Regions from separate parts of the Homo sapiens genome. Here regions 1, 3 and 4 are each linked to region 2. A link is a loop called in an ENCODE intact Hi-C map of the cell type or tissue named here. Cell type or tissue: MCF 10A. All regions are shown on one strand. Region 1 has its middle 110 kb from the start of LINC00609. Region 2 holds the start of LINC00609 (long intergenic non-protein coding RNA 609). Region 3 has its middle 31 kb from the start of PTCSC3. Region 4 has its middle 120 kb from the start of LINC00609.

Region 1 (2,500 bases), 110 kb after region 2:
AAACACAAACGAAGAGTTGGAGGCACCACAGATTCATTTCCTGGAAAAACAGCCGTAAGAGCTTATAGAGGCTCAGGAGATGGGAATCTGGACTTTTCTCAATAATGGGAGAGAGTGATACATGCTGAAAATGTAGATAATACATTAGGATTGATCCCAATCTCCTCCACTCACCACAGCCTGCGCGAATTCACTGGAGTTAGAAGACCCTCCCAGCAGATCAAGAAAAACCCATGACCCAAGGCCATTCATTCATTCTTTCTTTCTTTTGTCAATATACTAAGTGCATGTTATGTCCCAAGCCAATCAAAGGCTTTCCAAATGCTTATTAAATGCCTGATTGTACTCTTGAAGAGTTAGTCTCTAATTCAATAAAGCCTTCGTTGGCACAGGTTCTATAGGTATAATATAGAGAACTTTATTAAAAATAACTGGTTTAGAGGGTAATCATAACTAGTAACAACAAACACACAGATTGTGTTTCTAAATACCGTTTCCCACTAAAAGGAACCAGGGTTACTTGGAGAAATGGCTGATTCCAAAAATGGTTGGAATAGGGAAAATACAAGGCAACCTGGAATATCTTGTTGTTCAAGAAAGCAAGAAAGTGCTTACATACTAATAGAGGCATGTCAAAAGGACACAAGAACTAATTTGAAGGAGCTCCCACTGTCCATATCTTGGACAATTTGATCATTAAAATGAATAATGACAGAGATAGATTATCACATTAAATAAAAAATAAATGCATGAGTCCATAGCAATACTTAGAAGAAAACAGGGCGGCAGAGATGGGGAGAAAAGAGAAGGAGGAGGAGGTAAGGGAAAAATAAAAGAAAGCTCCGCTTTACAGAAGAATACCAACTGTTATGGGCTGAATTACATCCCCACCAACATTTGTAGGTTAAAGCTTTAACCCCCAATGTGACTGTATTTGGAAAGAGGATCTTTAGGGAGGTAATTAAGGTTAAACGAGGCCCTAAGGATTGGGCCCTAATTCAACAGAACTGGTATCTTATAAGAAGAACACACCAAAGGGCTCTCTCATGCTTTCTCTCTCTCTCTCTCTCTCTCTCTCTACCCCCTTCTCTCCCCCCTCTCTCCCTCTCTCCCTCTTCCCCCCCATGCATATACACAGAGAAGAGATCCTGTGAGGACAAAGTGAGAAGGTGGCATCTATAAACCAGGAAGAGAGGCCACGCCAGAAACCAACCCTGGCAGCACATTGATCTTGACTTTCTAGCCTCCAGAACTATGAGAAAATAAATTTCCATTTACGCCACCCAGATTGTGGTGTTTCGTTTGGCAGCCCAAGCAGACTAATACACCAACTAAAAAATATTGAGGAAATGATAGAGTTAGAAAATCACCATTTTTCAACCACCAATGTAAAAATGATCAGTGGATACCAAAACCACTAGGTCAAAGATTATGGTTTTAAAATATGACCACATAGGTTAACTTTACAATAGGGAAATTAGGCATGACATTACCTTCCTAACCAAGCAATCAAACTTAGCATCATCAACAGTAGGACAGCCTGGTGTGTGCCTCCTGGTGGATCCAATAAGAAATACACATGACCTATCCAATAGTCTTGCAAAGAATGTTTAACCTGAGCCTAACTGTGAGAAAACAATCAGACAAATCCCCAAAGAGGAGACATTTTTGCAAGGCAACTGGCCTAGATCATTAAAACAGAGTCAATATCATAAATAAAAGAAGTCGTAGACCCCTTCTAGACTAAAAGTTTCTAAACATTACAACCACAGAATTAACCAACTTTCATAGGATCTTGGGTCAACAAAAGCACCTAAATAGATATATTGGGTATAACTGGGGAAATTTTTAATGGGCTGCATGTTAGATGACAAAACTGAATTCACATTAATTGTCTTCGGTATGAACAGTGTAATGGGTATATAGAAAATTGTCTTTACACTTAGATAGCGCAAACCAAAGTATCACTGGGTGAAGTATCACAATGTCTGCAACTTCAAGTGGTTCAATAATAACAGAAAAAGGATACATATATACATATATAAATAAATGGGGACCAGGCACAGTTGCTCACACCTATAATCCCAGCACTTTGGGAGGCCGAAGCAGGTGGATCGTTTGAGCTCAAGAGTTCAAGATCAGCCTGGACAACATGGTAAAAGCCCATCTCTACTAAAAATACAAAAATTAGCCGGGAGTGGTGGTGCACATCTGTGGTCCCAGCTACTCAGAAGGCTGAGGTGGTAGGATTGCTTGAGCCCAGGGGCAGCGCAGGTTTCAACGAGCCAAGATTGCGCTACTGCACTCTAGCCTGGGTGACAGAGTGAGACCCTGTCTCTAAATAAGTAAATAAATAAATAGGGAGCAAAATAAAGCAGAGGTAGTGAAATGTTAATAATTGATGGATGTAGTTGTAAAGGGTATACAATGTTCAATGTATTATTCTTTCAACTTTTCTGTGATTTAATTTTTTTTAATTTGCAGTTTAAAAAAATAATTA
Region 2 (2,500 bases):
AGTGGATTAAGTGAGCACTTTGAAAATATGTATTACTTGAGTGATTAAATTGCCAAGCTTCCCCATTTCATTTACATCTTATTTCCATTTCTAGTGAATCATTCCTTCTAAGCACAAGGTTGTGAAAGGAAATCTTGAACACTAATAATAGCATTACAAGCTACTATAACCAGGGCTTACTTACATGATTATCACCAAAGCTCCAATAAATTTCTCAATTTAAATATTAAAAATCAGTCAATGATCTGTTAGCTGGAAAATATCTGGGGTGAAAGAGTGATTACCACTAAAAAATAGATTGAAGTCATTGCTGCTTTTAGAGCCTAGAAAAATACAAAGATCTGTTATTCTAGGTAAGTTACTTACTCTCTCTGCCTCCTTTATGGGCTGCTGGAAGGATTAAATGATTAGTGTGTGAGAAATGCTTAGAACAATGCCTGGCTCAAAGTAAGTAATCAATAAATGCCAGTTCTTATTATCACAGGTATTCTGAATACAGGTTGTGGCGATCAGGAGCTTTGATGACCATGGCAGGTGGCAATGCCCCAAAGTGCAGAAGACGTCAATTCCTCTTCCATATCCCCAGTCAACACACACATTCCCCTCCACAACCAAGAGAAGTGGGCATTAAAGAAAGGAAGGGCAAGAGGAACGACAATTCTAAAAGATCACCAAGGTGTATAGTCTGAATTATTTGGACTAGTTCTGCTGTGATCTTAGCCAATTGACCCTCTGCCCTAATTTCCCCACCTGAAAAAAAAGAAGGCCAATTTATTAAGGGTTTCTGATGCGTGGGTGAAAGAGGCTGTTAACACTCGAAAGTATTATAGATTAACAATCTTTCTAACCATTTTAAATATTAGCAAATGTTCCAGCTCACAAAGTGCCATGGTTTTAGTGGCCTGGAAAACGCTGCAATTTGTTCAAACATCAGTGGGTGTTATTTCTGGATGTTAATCAGTACCATTTACCTTGAGAACCTGGAAAATGTGTGGACTGTGCAAGTCCGCCATCTGCTGGTCCTGGAGACTCTGCGCCGCAGGGCAGAGATGCTTGTCCAATGCGGCCGGCACAGGAGCTCCTTGGAGAGCAGCAAACCAGCCAAAGCTGTTCCCACCACCTCAGGTCCTGATGCTGAATTATCACAGTGAACATGTTGCTTTCCCAAAGGGAGGTGATTTGTTTGAGAGGGTATGTGTGTGGTCTTTAAATAGTTTTGTTCTTTGTGCTTACATTATCATCTAGGAAGAAAAGATAATTTATTGCATCTCAGAAATGAAGCGACTCTGAGATAGCATCTATTTCAAATGCCTCATTTTACACAAAAGAAAAAATGTGGCCCAAGAGTCAGACAACTTTCCCAAGTTACTCAGCCAGTAGTGGCAGGACAGTATCCCCAAGGCTCATGCCTGGACACTTACTCTCGCTACCTTGGAGAAGGTGAAGGAGGGCAGAGGAATCTGCCAAAACAAAGAAAACTTCCCAGCCAGTGTCCTGGGTCACTGTATACGTCTTACTGACATGGCACTTTAGCCATAGTTTGCAAAGAGCTTTAACTTCTCTTCTTATATCCATATAAAAACTTTCACCTCTGATTGTAGCCAAAAGCCAAAGCCCTTTTATGCCCTATTGCACTTATGAAAGGGGAAAAATGCAAGTAAGGATACTTTATCTTGTGATTATTTTCACTTCCTGAAAAGCCAAAGATCTAGCAGTTTAATCACAAAGTCTGTCCTGTCATTCAGCAGCAGATGCCAGCCTCTTGCCCGGCAGCCACCAGAATAGAAGAACCCTACAGGTCAGAAAGTCTACACTCTTATTTCTCCACCAGAGAGAGGTCTCTCTTAGTTTATACAGGCCAACTATTTTTTTTTAATTGGTCTTAGTCCAATAATGACATATTTGCCTGGGTCACCTGCCAGCCAACCAGGAGCGCTCATTCAGCTGGGGTGTGGATACAGAGAAATTCTAGTGCCATCCAACAGAGGGCAGTAGTGCACAGACACATAACCACCCTGCTCAGCTCTCTCCTATCAGAAAAAAGGGGGTGGGGGACACAGGTGCATATTCTTACTGCTCTGACTCTGTCCTGAGAGTGGAGCCAAACATTTTTCAGATGCCAAAATCAATCTTAAAAGTCAATGATCTGACAAGGACAAATATTAATCGCTAATTCCTGTTTCCCCCCACTTCATGACGCTCAGCTTCATACTCTGCCCCTGAGCCTCCCAAACCAAAGTTCTTTTATCACGTGACAGAGACACAAGCCTTGGATCCATCTGAAAACAAAGCTGACAAGTTTCTCACCACCTAGCAACACAAAAAACTCTAAACACAATCCAAAGAATCCCCAAGGGAAACAGCTTCAAGAATCTTGAAAATCATACCTATTTTTGTTTGTAATGTGTGAAATTATTACAAGTATGTTCACCAAGAGGACTATTGATGGATGACTCACAATTTAGCTAAATTCAATGAACCACACACTGTGCCTATCCCA
Region 3 (2,500 bases), 140 kb before region 2:
GGAGAGGAAATGGAGAGAGATGAAAGAAAATGCCATATATGTACCTGAGAGGGAAAAAGAATTTCTGAAAAATATATTGAGCTCTTGAAAAGGAAGTTTCCTACTTGCTTCAGTGAAATAACAATCTAACATAAAGAAGGCATTATCATTGCGTCATGCAAATATTGACTGACTTGGCTAATCAGGACTGTATATCAACAGCCTCTTTTTCCCTGGAGTCTGCAGTGACAGCTTTGTGTACTCTGCAGTCTCTTGTGCCTAAGCCAACAACTGATAGAGTATTAGATCAAAGCCTTGATACACAGATGCCAGGCAATTTGGTATTAAACAAGCGATAAGAGTACAAAAGAAGTCTCAATGTACTTTCACCACAATTTGAACAGCAAATAGTTAATTAGGTTGATAATAGATGTCAACATTTCATATGATGTCATGGTTCTAGAAGGTGTAACTTCTCTCACCCTGAGATGGAAAACTAAATGATTTTATTTTTTAAAAAAGCAAATTTAAATATCATTTCATTATTTATGATTTTTCTCATCTGAAGCATTTGGTTAAACATAGTTTTAATCATTTCTTCAAGGTTTTTTTAAATAAAGGGGCAGAATGTAATTTTTATCTGCATAATTTAAGTGAGGTGTTTAAAAGATGTGATCAGCCAGTAAAGGTTTGCATTCAATGCAAATAATCAAGGCCTGAATTCATTAAGGAGTATGGAGTTGTTGTTATTTCCAGATTTCTTTTTAGGTTTCTTATACGTGAGTTATAAAATATCTTGCCCACTCATTCCAAATAAACAGTGATGTCATGAAATATGAAACAGATCTTCATGACTTTTATCTAAATGAAAAGTAAAATAACCATCGACTTATTTTCAGCAACTAAATCAAATATCAGAAAAACTTGGTGCATTAAAACTTTCTATATAAACATACAAACAGGTCAAAAGTATGAAATGTTCCCAAGAATATTTCTTTAGCTAAGAAATACATAAAATTATTAGACCCTGTATCCTCCCAGGTCTCTAATATTAATTGTAAGGTAAATAATAAATGACTTACTAGTACCAAATGAAGTACTAAATTCTTGGAGCCAAATGTGTAAGTTGCATTATTTGTATGTGAGGAGCGGGGAGAAGCCAAAAAGCAAAACCTCCACAGTTAGGGGAGATGAAAATAAGTATCATAACCTAACTCCACAGTTAGGTTAGGGGAGTTGAAAATAAGTATCATAACAACTACAGACTTGATAGGATTTCACCAAATAAGTGAAGTATCACTACTTTAGTTGGAACAACCACATAGTAAATCTCTGGAATACTACTTCCCTTTTCCAGATTTTATACTAAAATCAATGTATATTAACAGTGCCATCTACTGCTCTGCAGTAACACTACAGTGTCCCAAAGTGGCCCAATGAATCCAAGGTGGTTATTTTTATTTTTACTGGGACATCATCACTGCAACTGGTCCATGGTGCTATTCTGAGGGTGCTATGAAACATGTTAAGCAATTTATGCCTGAGGTTGCAATTTTTTGAATTTTTCCAATCAGACCTTGGTGATGACCTTGAGCAGTAGGATATAAATAACTCCCACATGCTCAGCGTTCCAATAATGGAACACTAGGCATAAGGCATATAGTCATTGACTAACTGCCTTCTTTATTTTTTTTAAAAAAGCCAGATTTGCTTCCAGATAGTGATTCATGGGAGCAACAATGTAGTGAAAAAAGTATTGAAGTAAAGATCAGGAGAGCTGTGTTTTTGTTATTGTTCTATTATTTGACCCCATTTTTCTCTTTAGCCTTCATAATCCTGCCTGGCATAATGTTAACAAGATGATCCTTTAGGATTTCTTTCTTACAGAAAAAAATCCATCATGTTATCACATGGGATGTGAATTCTCTTCATCATACTTTTCAAACACTTTTCAAATTTACTAAGGTTTCTTGAGTTGAGTGCAGGAATTATTATTTAAAGTCTTTCTAACACAAAATAAAAATTATTTAGATAGAAACTAAAATATACAGGCAGTCAGTTTACTTAATCTAGAGAATTCCAATACCTGGGTAATTTCCATTTGTTTATGGTCTTGTTGACGGAGCTCAAATCCAGCGAGAATGGAAAATGTTTCCCCCATAAAATTTACATTAACTTTTTTTAACATCATGACCTATGTGCCTTTTGATGTGATGCACTGAGAAGAATGTGATCTCAATTAGTGTCATATTCCTGATAAAAAGGTATAACTGGAATCTTATGAGGAAACATCAGGCAAACTCAAATTAATAGACTTTCTACAAAAAAATTGCCCTGTAATTTTCAAAAATCTCAAAGTTGTGCAGGACAAAGGACACTAAACAGGCATGACAACTATTAAATGCAATGTGTAATCTTGGAACGAGTCTTGGAGCAGGGGAAAAATTGATATGGAAAATATTGGGACAACTGGCACAATTTAAATATGGGCTATCAGATAATAGTATTGAATCAGTATTTA
Region 4 (2,500 bases), 120 kb after region 2:
CAATTCAATCCTGCCTCCAGCTTCCAATCTCCAGATACATTGTGTAGATATGCCTCCTTCTCTTTCTGGTTCTGAGGCTCTTTGAATAAGTTTGCAGAAGACATTTTGGGTGAGAGATGAAGTGAGCGTTTGTTCCAATTTTTCTTAGAGTTACACCTCCAGTTGAGAAGCTTTCTTAAAGCCGTTTATTTCCTCATGGATGTACAGAAGCAGATAAAGCATTTTCTCGGGGCTTATCCCAGAAGCACTAAAAGGGCATTTGAGCTCAGCAAAGGAATGTTTTGATTGTGCAAAACAGATGTCACATTATGGCCGCATATTGCTACTTCTCATAAGAGAACATCTTGAATCACAACTAAATTATGAAGAGGTGATGACCAAACCAATTCTGTAGCCCCTCTTCCCCTAATCACGGCAAATGAAAGAAAAAAGATGATGGACCAGCTCCCAAGTTTTCCTTCTAAACAGATATTTCTGGGAAGACACATAAAAGGAACTGAAAAGTTAGGATTTTTATAATTTTAAAATTCACTTTAAGACCCCTGAGTTTCTGAATTATTCACAAATATACATGATTCCCACACATTCACATGGAAGAATAGCCCAAAATTAGAGTCCCACTATCATCCAAACTTTACATCAAGACGAACCAGTACTGAAGCCTCCCAGATTCCTAATCCTTAATTGCTGGTGAGAGTCTGCAGAGCAAGGTCATTTGCATGACAACCTCAGCCTTCTCAGAGGGCCCAAGATTTTGCTTGGCTACTCACTACAAGTCAAAATATACAGAAGTAATATATAAAATATACTACTTTAGTTCTTCAGCTCCTTGAAAACCATTTCTCCACTCCCAAATGAAAAATAGCATACAAAAAAAAGTATAGCATATCTTATCACCTCAGCTAACTTTTCAAAGTTATAATTTTACTGGAAGATAAAGTCCAAAGCATACAGTGTACATACACACACACACATGAACTCAACCCACATGGATTATTATTATTATTATTATTATTATTATTTAGATGGAGTCTCACTCTGTCACCCAGGCTGGAGTGCAGTGGCGTGATCTTGGCTCACTGCAACCTCCGCCTCCTGGGTTCAAGCGATCCTCCTGCCTCAGCCTCCCAAGTAGCTGGGACTACAGGTGCATGCCACCACGCCGGGCTAGTTTTTATATTTTTAGTAGAGACGGGGTTTCACCATGTTGGTCAGCATGGTTTTGAGCTCTTGACCTCGTGCTCTGCCCGCCTTGGCCTCCCAAAGTTGAGATTACAGGCGTGAGCCACAGTGCCCAGCCATGATTTTTTAAATATTCCAGAATGATAACACTGGGGAACTCCCAACTAAAGAGTAGGCCCCAAGAACTTGTTCTGATCTCGTTTAAAGACGAATGATTTTCATGGAGGGAATTCTCAGGGACCCACATCGTCTATCTGACCCTGCACAGGGGCCCTCCTGGTGCCTCACTGTATCTGGTCACCAAGCCAGCAGCTGGTGCTGGGCAGCTCTCATACAGGAGCTTCCTTTTAAGACTTCAGCTCCAAGGTGTCTCCACACAATCCTCTCGCTCACATATGTTAAAGTCTTATGGGGAATCATATTCCAGGTCAGCAGTTCTAGGCCCAAGAGGGAAAGAGACAGGTGCCCCAAAGCCACTAACTAGCCCTAAGAATTTTTTTTTTCTTTCTCTTTTGCAGGCATATAAAAGAAGGTTTCTCCCTCACTATTCCTCGCCTTCTAATTCTAGTAAGTTTTTCCTACTATTTTCCTCAAGCTAGATTAATTATGAAGCAAGAAGGTCTTATAAATTATTTGTGATTTTTAATGTAATGTCACATTCATTTTCCCCTAATTTTTCATAATGAAAATGAATTAATTTTATACTTAGAAAAAGTTATTTTTTAAATAATAAAGTTAATCTTTGATCTTTCACTCCTCAGAAATGGAATTTTGCCATCAATTCGCTAAGAAAATTAAATATTTTCATGTCATGTTAGTAAGAGAAACAACTGGCTAATTTTTATTTTGTACTTACTCTTACCAGTTTATTATGAAGGATACAACTCAGGAGCAGCTAAATGAAGAGATGCTGAGGGCAAGGCACACTCTGCGTGCACCACCTTCCTAGCGCCTCATTGTGGTCACAGACGTAGATGCTTCCACCTGGCTAGTGGAAGCAGCTATTTATTTGGAAAGAAAATCCAAATTACACAATCAAGGGAAAAAAATTCTTTTTTCTCTCTCCATAATTTCCTTCTTTATTAATCATACTTCACCCAAAGCTATTTAAGATTTTATAAACTTAAATTTTATTTTATTTTATTTGAGTCAGGGTTTGGCTTGTTGCCCAGGCTGGAGTGCAGTAATGCGATCTCAGCTCACTGAAACATTCACCTCCCAGGCTCAAGCGATTCTCCTGCCTCAGCCTCCTGAGTAGCTGGGACTACAGGCGCCTCCCTACCTGGCTCATTTTTGTAGTTTTTTGTAAAGACAGGGT

The links. A loop is a pair of places that touch in the nucleus more often than their neighbours do. Peaks named below come from ENCODE experiments on the same cell type or tissue, not always from the same donor. Only the 100,000 strongest peaks of a DNase experiment are listed, where the experiment ranks them.
Region 1: a loop joins it to region 2, with 16 times the contacts of the local background. A loop is called at or near these places in 12 of 110 quality-filtered maps.
Region 3: it touches region 2 in a loop (15-fold over the local background); 6 of 110 quality-filtered maps call a loop at or near these places.
Region 4: it touches region 2 in a loop (9-fold over the local background); 12 of 110 quality-filtered maps call a loop at or near these places.

What each region holds. Positions count from the first base shown.
Region 1 is chr14:35,962,430-35,964,929 of GRCh38, reverse strand. No RefSeq gene overlaps it. Among named protein-coding and RNA genes, the nearest start is that of LINC00609, 110 kb to the left of the region's middle. In MCF 10A, a CTCF peak has its summit at 1,537 (motif pointing left); no DNase peak of the experiment used is centred here.
Region 2 is chr14:36,069,157-36,071,656 of GRCh38, reverse strand. LINC00609 (long intergenic non-protein coding RNA 609) reads right to left here and starts at 1,230. Exons shown (of 3, transcript NR_073454.1): 1 at 972-1,230. In MCF 10A, CTCF peaks have their summits at 1,021 (motif pointing left) and 1,984 (motif pointing right); DNase peaks (open chromatin) are centred at 1,026, 1,986 and 2,366.
Region 3 is chr14:36,206,634-36,209,133 of GRCh38, reverse strand. No RefSeq gene overlaps it. Among named protein-coding and RNA genes, the nearest start is that of PTCSC3, 31 kb to the right of the region's middle. In MCF 10A, a CTCF peak has its summit at 1,388 (motif pointing left); no DNase peak of the experiment used is centred here.
Region 4 is chr14:35,954,010-35,956,509 of GRCh38, reverse strand. No RefSeq gene overlaps it. Among named protein-coding and RNA genes, the nearest start is that of LINC00609, 120 kb to the left of the region's middle. In MCF 10A, no CTCF peak of the experiment used is centred here; no DNase peak of the experiment used is centred here.